Regions from separate parts of the Homo sapiens genome. Here all the other regions are linked to region 3. The links are chromatin contacts, found by Hi-C or POLR2A ChIA-PET in ENCODE. All regions are on one chromosome and are shown on one strand. Each heading gives the region's core, a stretch centred on a gene start or an enhancer-like site at or near the end of the contact. The rest is flanking DNA. Distances are from core to core; before and after follow the strand shown. Region 1 holds the start of AFG1L (AFG1 like ATPase). Region 2 holds the start of OSTM1 (osteoclastogenesis associated transmembrane protein 1). Region 3 holds the start of ARMC2 (armadillo repeat containing 2).

The links. A loop is a pair of places that touch in the nucleus more often than their neighbours do. ChIA-PET counts read pairs that join two places held with the same protein, here RNA polymerase II (POLR2A). Pooled maps may share reads with other maps.
Region 1: a loop to region 3 is called in a map of naive thymus-derived CD4-positive, alpha-beta T cell, with 3 times the contacts of the local background. The contact joins the promoter of AFG1L here to the promoter of ARMC2 in region 3. A Hi-C loop is called at or near these places in 1 of 168 maps with a recorded cell type or tissue (naive thymus-derived CD4-positive, alpha-beta T cell) and 8 of 50 pooled maps.
Region 2: a loop to region 3 is called in a map of B cell, with 18 times the contacts of the local background. The contact joins the promoter of OSTM1 here to the promoter of ARMC2 in region 3. A Hi-C loop is called at or near these places in 3 of 168 maps with a recorded cell type or tissue (B cell, CD4-positive, alpha-beta T cell and naive thymus-derived CD4-positive, alpha-beta T cell) and 10 of 50 pooled maps. POLR2A ChIA-PET finds 5 or more read pairs at or near these places in 1 of 52 experiments (HCT116).

Annotation. Positions count from the first base shown.
Region 1 is chr6:108,293,642-108,296,384 of GRCh38, forward strand. It overlaps AFG1L (AFG1 like ATPase), which reads left to right and starts at 1,413. Exons shown (of 13, transcript NM_145315.5): 1 at 1,413-1,577. The coding sequence starts at 1,439. RefSeq lists an enhancer at 1,265-1,754.
Region 2 is chr6:108,073,328-108,076,027 of GRCh38, forward strand. OSTM1 (osteoclastogenesis associated transmembrane protein 1) reads right to left here and starts at 1,414. Exons shown (of 6, transcript NM_014028.4): 1 at 923-1,414. The coding sequence starts at 1,324. RefSeq lists a silencer at 1,185-1,624.
Region 3 is chr6:108,847,079-108,849,928 of GRCh38, forward strand. It overlaps ARMC2 (armadillo repeat containing 2), which reads left to right and starts at 1,344. Exons shown (of 18, transcript NM_032131.6): 1 at 1,344-1,468. RefSeq lists a silencer at 1,602-1,701.

The DNA.
Region 1 (2,743 bases), core at 163-2,662, 550 kb before region 3:
TTTCTTTTTTTGAGACAGAGTCTCGCTCAGCTGCCCAGGCTGGAGTGCAGTGGCACGATCTCGACTCACTGCAGCCACCCTCTCCCGGATTCAAGCGATTCTCCCTGCCTCCGCCTCCCAAGTAGCTGGGATTATAGGCACCTGCCATCATGCCGGCTAATTTTTGTATTTTAGTAGAGACAGGGTTTCACCATGTTGGCTAGGCTGGTCTTGAACTCCTGACCTCAGGTGATACGCCTGCCTCAGCCTCCTAAAGTGCTAGGATTACAGGCGTGAGCCACCGCGCCGGGCCTTCTCTTTTTTTTTTTTTTTTTGTTTTTTTTTTGTTTTTTTGAGACAGGGACTCACTCTGTCTCCCAGGCAGGAGTGCAGTGGCACAATCCCAGCTCACTACAGCCTCCACCTCCTGGACGCAACCCCCACCTCGGCCTCCCTAGTAACTAGGACTACAGGGCACAGGCCACCATGCCCAGTTTTGTATTTTTTGCAGAGACAGGATCTCGCTATGTTGCCCAGACTGGTCTCAAACTCCCGGGCTCAAGCGATTCTCCTGCCTGGGCCTCCCAGGCATGAGCCACCTAGCCCGGCCTGTATTATCTTTTCTGGAATTCATCTCGCTTACTGGATTGCCAGCCTCTTCTGGACAGCAATTTGTACTCCTAATTCGCTTATTATAGTATGTCAAAGCATTTATTGTTTAATCAAATTAGGGCAGATCAATGAGAAGTTACCCTTCGGATACACTGTCCCATGACTTCTCCGTCCACCGACAGTCCTTCTTAGGCCCTTGGCTTTCCCATGCCACTTATACAATCTTTCAAAACATTTGAGTGCGTACCATTTATATTATTCAAATACGAAAAGGGAAAGCGGTAGGCGCACATTTCAGGTACTCGTCAAAGATGAGTTGGACGCTGGAGATAAAATAAAAAATGGGCCTACCATTTAGGGAGGTGTGACGAAGTGACACCACTCTTCCGTTAAAACCCGAGGGCCCATTGGGTCACCTCCATTTTATTCAGGTTTCGGAATCTCGGTCATGTGAGCTAACTTAAAAGGCTCAAGAGTGGTTACCTGCCTACCCGTCATAATCACTTCCCAATTCCTTGAAAACTTCGGGTTCCTCGGCCGGCCGCCAGCGCCGGGCGGAGAATCGCCCTCCCTCCCACTGCCCAGACTGGAGCTGCCTGTTCCGTTCCACCCCGCCCCACCCCACTGCATGCTGGGAGTCGTAGTCCCGGCTGGCAGCGTCCGGAAGGACGGGAGGGCACGGGAGTGCAGCCCGCCCATGTGGCTACTGGAGGTCACGTTCCCTAACTGATCCCTTGGTTCTCTCGGGTGGAGCCTTCAGCGTGCACGGCGGGGTTTGACTTTGCCACCGTCTCTCTTCTGGGTTCCAATAAAGTTTTCCTCTTCCTCTCCTCGTACGGAGTTCAAGATGGCGGCCTCCTGGTCGCTCTTGGTTACCCTGCGCCCCTTAGCACAGAGCCCGCTGAGAGGGAGATGTGTTGGGTGCGGGGCCTGGGCCGCCGCTCTCGCTCCTCTGGCCACCGCCCCTGGGAAGCCCTTTTGGAAAGGTCAGTGACTGTGCCATGAGTAGTCCGAGCCGACTGCATATGACTGGAGAAGCCTCTGGGATTACCCTCCCTGTCCGATCTACCCCAGGTGTCTCCTGCTTTCACGAAGCTGAGGGCTCCTCGAGAGGAGTTTCCATTTCTCTTGACCTTTTATACTGTCTGTGAATGAGCCCTGAGCACTGAGGGAAATGACCCTGAGTGACTTTCATTTTGAGGGTCAGAGGTTGACTCAGAGTTTGTTCCTTCCGGGACGTTTAGAGAGCTGAACCTAGTGGGAGTGCCTGGCTTGAAGAGATGCAGGTGTGGGGTTGGGGCCTGGGGACCCCTACCCTCTGCGTTTTCCAAGCTCTCGGGGCTGGTGACTGACGGGCACTGGAGGAAGAGCCGCGCCTGGGACCTCTGCAGGCCCTGATGTCTCTCGTGATTCTAGGAAGGAAGGTCCACACACATTCTCAGATTGAGGGATCGATTCTTGGTGTTCTTTTCAAGTCACTAGGGGCTTCAGTGGAATTATTTTGTCACCGGGCTTTCTTTCTCCCTGGCTTCCTTCATTCAGTTATATGTTCATGAATGAATGAATGAATGTATATTCTGAGTAACCAAGAGTGCCAGTTTTACTGCTCTATTCATGTATTCGCACTAAACTGCACGATTTTCAAAGGCAAGGACATTGTGTCATTGTTTCCTAAGCACTTAGCGCAATGATTGGTACTTGACGTGCAAATATGATTTTTGAGTGAATGAATGAATGAAATTATTCTCCTTGTCTCCCTCATCCACATACTCGTTTTCCTTTTTCTCAAATCCAAGCAACCCCTGTAATATACCTTAATAGATTGATAGACCTTAATAAGGTATATACCTTAATAGATTATTTATTAATTTAGCTAAAAATATGACAATCTTTGACCCTTATCATCAATGCAGTTGAAATTAATACTAGAACTTTGATTAGGTCACCTTACGTCTTTCTGCAAAGATTAGCATAATGCATTTAGTATAATGGAATAGGCTCCACACACTGCCTGGGGGTAGCCCTGATCTGCTGGAGTAGTCGTTAAAAGTAAATAAATAAATAAAGATATAATGGAATATTCTGGTAGTGTAAGCTGTGGATTATAATATAAATTTTATTTTTCATTTTTGGTAGTCAATAAAAGCAAATG
Region 2 (2,700 bases), core at 164-2,663, 770 kb before region 3:
ATATCCGGCCCACACCTCGTGACTCCCACCAACCCTGACACTCTAATCTTTTCCTAGTCTAAACTTTATAAAGTACTTAGGAGCAGGAATTGTCTGTTTTTCTTTTTAAAATTAAGTGCCTCACAGCAGCTACCACACACCTAGAGAACCCTTAAGGTATGAAGAATGAAGAGCAGTCTTACAATTTCTTAAAAATTTACCTCCCATTTACTTAGAGGTATTACTATGTGTTGTTTTCTAAAACCTCCTTTTATCCCCATTTTACAGATTAGTAAACAGGCACAGAGAATGTAAGTAACTTGCCCATAGTATACCGCTAATAAGCAGAGTGGAACTGGAGTCCTGGCCGCTAGCTAGCTCCAGACTGTTCACATCACTAAGATGAAGTCACAGGCAATATCTCTTTTAATTCTTCCAACAGCCGCATTAGGCAGATGTTCTTTCCACTTTATAGAGGAGGAAACTAAGGTTCTGAGAAGATAATTAATCCAAGGTTACATAGTTAGAAGTTGGTGGACATGAACATTTCTGGCTACAAAGCTCAAATTTCTAACCACTACCAGTGTCTCCACCCCACTTGTTTCAGAAAAGGATCCTTCCTGGCAACTCCAGGTGAAGATGAGAAGAAGCCGTGGTGGAGTGGGTGGAGGAAGAGCAAGAGGGTTGGGGAATCAGGACCCCCAAGAAAACCAATCACACCTATATGAACCAAAGATGTCCAACAGCATTCTTGGAAGCAAAAACCCAAATCCCAAGCCCCATAATGCCACCCCCTTTTTCTGATGACCCAACTCTACAGACTCAGTCCAACCCCTTTTTCTTACTGTTGGGGAAACTGAGGCCCCCAGCGCTGACCATCATTACACCCTCCTCCTTTCCCAACTCTCCTGAGCCACAGTCCCGGACGTGGTCCTGTACCCACCCCCGCGGCTCGGCTGATGTTGTCCATCTTGCTGACGACCTGTTGGAAGAGGGGGTAGCAGGTCTGACAGAGGCGCACGGGCCGGGCGCTGCGCACCAGACACCCTGTCAGCTCTGCGCTGCTGTTGGCGAAGTCCAGCAGGAGCTCCCGGCACTCAGGATCCAGATCCGGCAGGTCCGGGGGCAGCGACAGAGGCCCCAGCCCTCCACCCTGCAGGAGGGACAGGGACAAGTCCTCCACCTCCAGCAACTGCTGCTCCGACAGGAGGTCGTGGAAGACCCTGTGCGGACTGCTGCCGAAGGGGAGCGCGCCCAGGGCCAGCCCCGACCACAGCAGCAGCCCCAGCGGCAGCCACGGCGGCAACGAACACCTCCGCTGCGCGGCTGTCGGGCCCGGCTCCATCACCGGGCTCACACACCCCAGGGAGCCCACCGCCGCCTCTCCGCCCCCAGCCGGCACCGCGGACAGCCGCCGCTTCCGGTTTCCGCGAGCGCAGGCCGAGAGCCGGGTCACGAGGAGGGCGCGTCACGGCCCCGCCCCCTGCGCGCGGCGCCCCGCCCCATTGGCTGCCGGCTGCCTCCGGGCCGCAGGCCTTCGCGCGTGCGGGAGGGCGCCTACCCTGCGGCCGCGCGCTCTCCAGCCGGCGTTAGGCGCGGGGCGGGGCGGAGTGGTGCATTGGGGTATCCGTAGCCGAGGCTCGCCAGCCGGTGACCACGAGCACCCACCGCTTTGGACAATTGCATCTCGGGGGTCCTGACCCTTGAACGCCCAACCCTCTGGGAGTTCCGGGCGTCCTACAAGTTTCTTACCTCGCTGGACCGACGACGGCCTCCGCTGTGGAAATGGCCGTCGGCTGCGTTCGCAGAGAAACCCCGCTGGCCTGTGCCTCGGCAGATTTTCTGCATGGTGTTCCTTAGCGTAGTTTTTTCCTCATCCCATTTGGAGAGAGTAATAATGCCCGTTGGTTATTATAGGTGGTGGAGACTAGCGGTTTCCAAGCTTTTTGTTTTTGTTTTTAAAAAAACTCTCAACTGTCTGCCTCAGCGTTGTCAGAACTCTGTGAGATGAGGGAAATATTCTACATCTGCGTTATTAAGGCAGCCACTGGCCACATGTGTGGTGTTGAGCCGGCTGAGGAACTGAATTTTTAATTTAATTTAGGGCCGGCGCGGTGGCTCACGCCTGTAATCCCAGCACTTTGGGAGGCCGAGGCAGGCAGATCGCTTGAAGCCAGGAGTTGGAGACCAGCCTCGCCAACATGGCGAAACCCCGTATCTACTAAAAATACAAAAATTAGCCGCTGGGCGTGGTGGCGCAAGCCTGTAGTCCTAGGTTGAGCGGGGAGGATGGCTTGAGCCAGGAGGTCGAGGCTGCAGTGAGCCGAGATCGCGCCACTGTACCCCAGCCTGCACGACAAAGTGAGACTCCATCTCAAAAGTAAAAAGTATTTAACTTAAATGTAAGTAGCCACATCTGTGTAGTGGCAACTGTACTTGACGTAAGTCTGGTCCTACAGTGGCCAACAAGCAGGTTTGCTTGGAACTGAAGGGGTACCAGGGACGCAGCGCGTTCAGTGCTAAAGCCCAGGAAATCCTGGACAAACTGCTCAACTTGAAACTCCTATCCAGTTTCTGACATGCCCGAGGCAATAGCAGGGGACACTCTAAAAAGCGTCCTGATACCGTTGCCAGTCTGTAAAAAGAATTTAAGCTCATAACCTGGAAAACAGTTTTCTGACAAGTATCTGACCAACCAGGTTGGTAGAAAATTATTTCCGG
Region 3 (2,850 bases), core at 94-2,593:
CTTCCTTCTCCTCCTCCTCCTCACTGCCAGTTTGATCCAAGCTGGGCCTTAAACAACCTCTAGTGAATAGAGGGGCGGGTGGGGGTCGGGGACAAGCCTAAGCCTAGTGCACCCCTTCAGGGAAGGCCAGCTAGAGACCTTAAGCCTGGGGCTGGAATGGGGGAGGAAGACTTTTTGAAGTTTGATGCATTTGTTTATATCTTGCACCCAACATTATAGTTTTGAAATGAAGCTGTGGTTGAGATTTAGTTACAACAAGACTGTCAGTTATCTAAGAATGAGCAGAAAAATCCAGGGCTGTTTCGGGTCCTAAAATTATCCAATCAACGAATAGGTATTTATTTTCTGTTATGTTTGAAATCCTCTTGAGTATTTTGAAGAATATTTACATTCCTTTAGTTCAGGTTAGTATAATTTCCCACCTGGCACGATGCCTTACACATAGTATGTGCTCAAAAATATTTTCAATTTAATTATTCTTTACAAGATGCTTAGCACCAAGGGAAGTGGCATTTTCCCAGTGTTGATGACAAATAGCACTTCAGCTGGAAAATCTCCATATTTATAAAACGTGGTGCAAACCTGAATGGAGAGTGCTTATGATCTCACTTTTATTTAACACTGTACAGTGTTGCTAAATGGTCTAACAGGAGAAAAGGGAATTTAAACTAGAAACACATAAATGGAGTGCTTTTTGCCGTTCAACTGTGATGATGCACGAACAAAAAACGATTGGCCACGGGAGACCTAGACTGGAATCTCCTTCTCCTGCTCACTACACCTCAGGCCCCCAGTTCCTCTCCTGTGGATGGGGACGCCAGGCTGCCTACCTCAGACTCAGAAGGTACGATTACGTGCATACACTCTGCGAACTGAAGGGCTGTACAAATGCAAGGGCTTAATAACAGCCAACAGTTTAATATTCGTTGATTGCCACGTGCATAGCGCTTTACATCTATTTTCTCATGCAGTCTTCATAACAGCCCAAGACCTACCTAGGTACTATTATTAATATTTCCTGCCACTTGACATCGGAGGAAACAGAAGCTCAGCAAGTGGCTCCAGGTTATACAGAGCCCTAACCTGAGCCAGTAAATCCTTCTTACCCACAAGCATTAAGCTTCCGTCCTGCCTGCTGTTATTTAACAGAGGTGCTGGGATCCGGCAGGGGAGCAACAAATGTGGTTCGGCAAATTGCTAAACGAAAAGCGGACACCCGCCCACGACGCCTGCTCTGATCTGACCTCCCGGCCTACAGCCCTCTCCAGGCTCCTCCCACCCGCTCCGGCCGTCGCCACGCCTCGGAGCTTCTACGCATGCGTTGGCGGGACCCGCGCAGGCCCAGTGGCCGAGCGGCGTCGTGGGGTTACCCCGCCCGCGCCAGCGCTGCATCCCTGGCCGCTACCCGGGGAGAGCCGGAGGATGAATTGAACCTCGCAGCCGCTGCTATCTCCAGTGCTCATCACAGGTGCTTTGGGTCAGGTCGGAAGCCTCCTTCCCTGAGCCCTCGCCAAGCTCATTCCCCGGCCCGCCTCTCCCGCCCTGCAGCGGCCTGGCCCTGCGGTCTGGCTGCCGGGGCGGCGGCGGGAGGTAGTTTGTGTACGGTTACCATGGAGACGCTGGCTGCGGGGCGAAGTGGGAGGGTGGCCGGGCGGGGTGAGGATGCTGCTGCGCCCTGCCCTGGCCGGGACCGTGGAGGAGCGGGCACTGCCGTGGGTGGGGGAGCCGCTGTCCGAGCGGGAGGTGAGGTGTCCCCAGCGGCTCCCCAGGGACCCTTCCTGCCGTCGTCCGCCTGTGTGTCCTCGGATGGGGTAGAGAGACGATGAGTGCCCTGTGCATGCTGTCAGGGGTCCGGAGCGGTTGTCTTTTATTTATGTACTGTCGCACTTAGCCAAGTGCGTGGTGCTTAATAAGAAGCCCAGTAATATTTGTTGAATGAGAGTGGTAGACTAAGGGGCTTTGTCTAGGCAGGCGGTGACCGGGCCAGAGTCATACAGTTTATATCTGGGCACTTCCAGGCAACAGGGCCTCAATAAATAAAAACGTATGTGTAACAATATTTAACATACTTTAAAATCATGGAGTGTATACATAATGCCTTTTGTGATCCATTCCCACAAGTAACACAACAGATCTTACGTCCCACCCTGATTTATAATAATTATACTTTAATTTGGTTGAAAAGCAAGCACCATTTATTATATTTATCCTGGTTTCTTAATCTATGGGATTCTGGTTGTTGATGTTGATTTGGCATAGCTGATATTCAATAAAATGCTTAATAAAAATTATCTGTTTTCATAAAGGCAAGTACCACCACCCACCTTTTAAAAGGAGAAGTACGTAATGTAAATGACGAGTTGATGGGTGCAGCAAACCAACATGGCACATGTATACCTATGTATCAAACCTGTACATTGTGCACATGTACCCTAGAACTTAAAGTATAATAATAAAAAAAAACTTATGTATAGAAACACTGAACAAACGTCATTCTCTCTTTTGCAATTTCTTTTTTTAAATGTAGTTTTTCATTCGTGGAAATGATTTTGCTGTATCCTTTTATCATGTAGCACTTGGGCAATAATTGTTAACATCTTTAAGGGCCATATTTTAAAATGTTAACATTTTTAAAGCACTGTGCTAACGCACTTTACATGTATTATATCATTTAATTCTTCAAACAATCCTATGGGGCAATTATTATTACTATCCACCTTTTATAGATGAGGAAACTGATGCTTAGAGATATTAGAGGCATTGCCTAAGGTCACATGGCTGTGAATTGTCAGCATTTAAACCCTTAGTCCAGCATCTAAGCACTTAACCACTGCCTCTTTGGATGCTCAT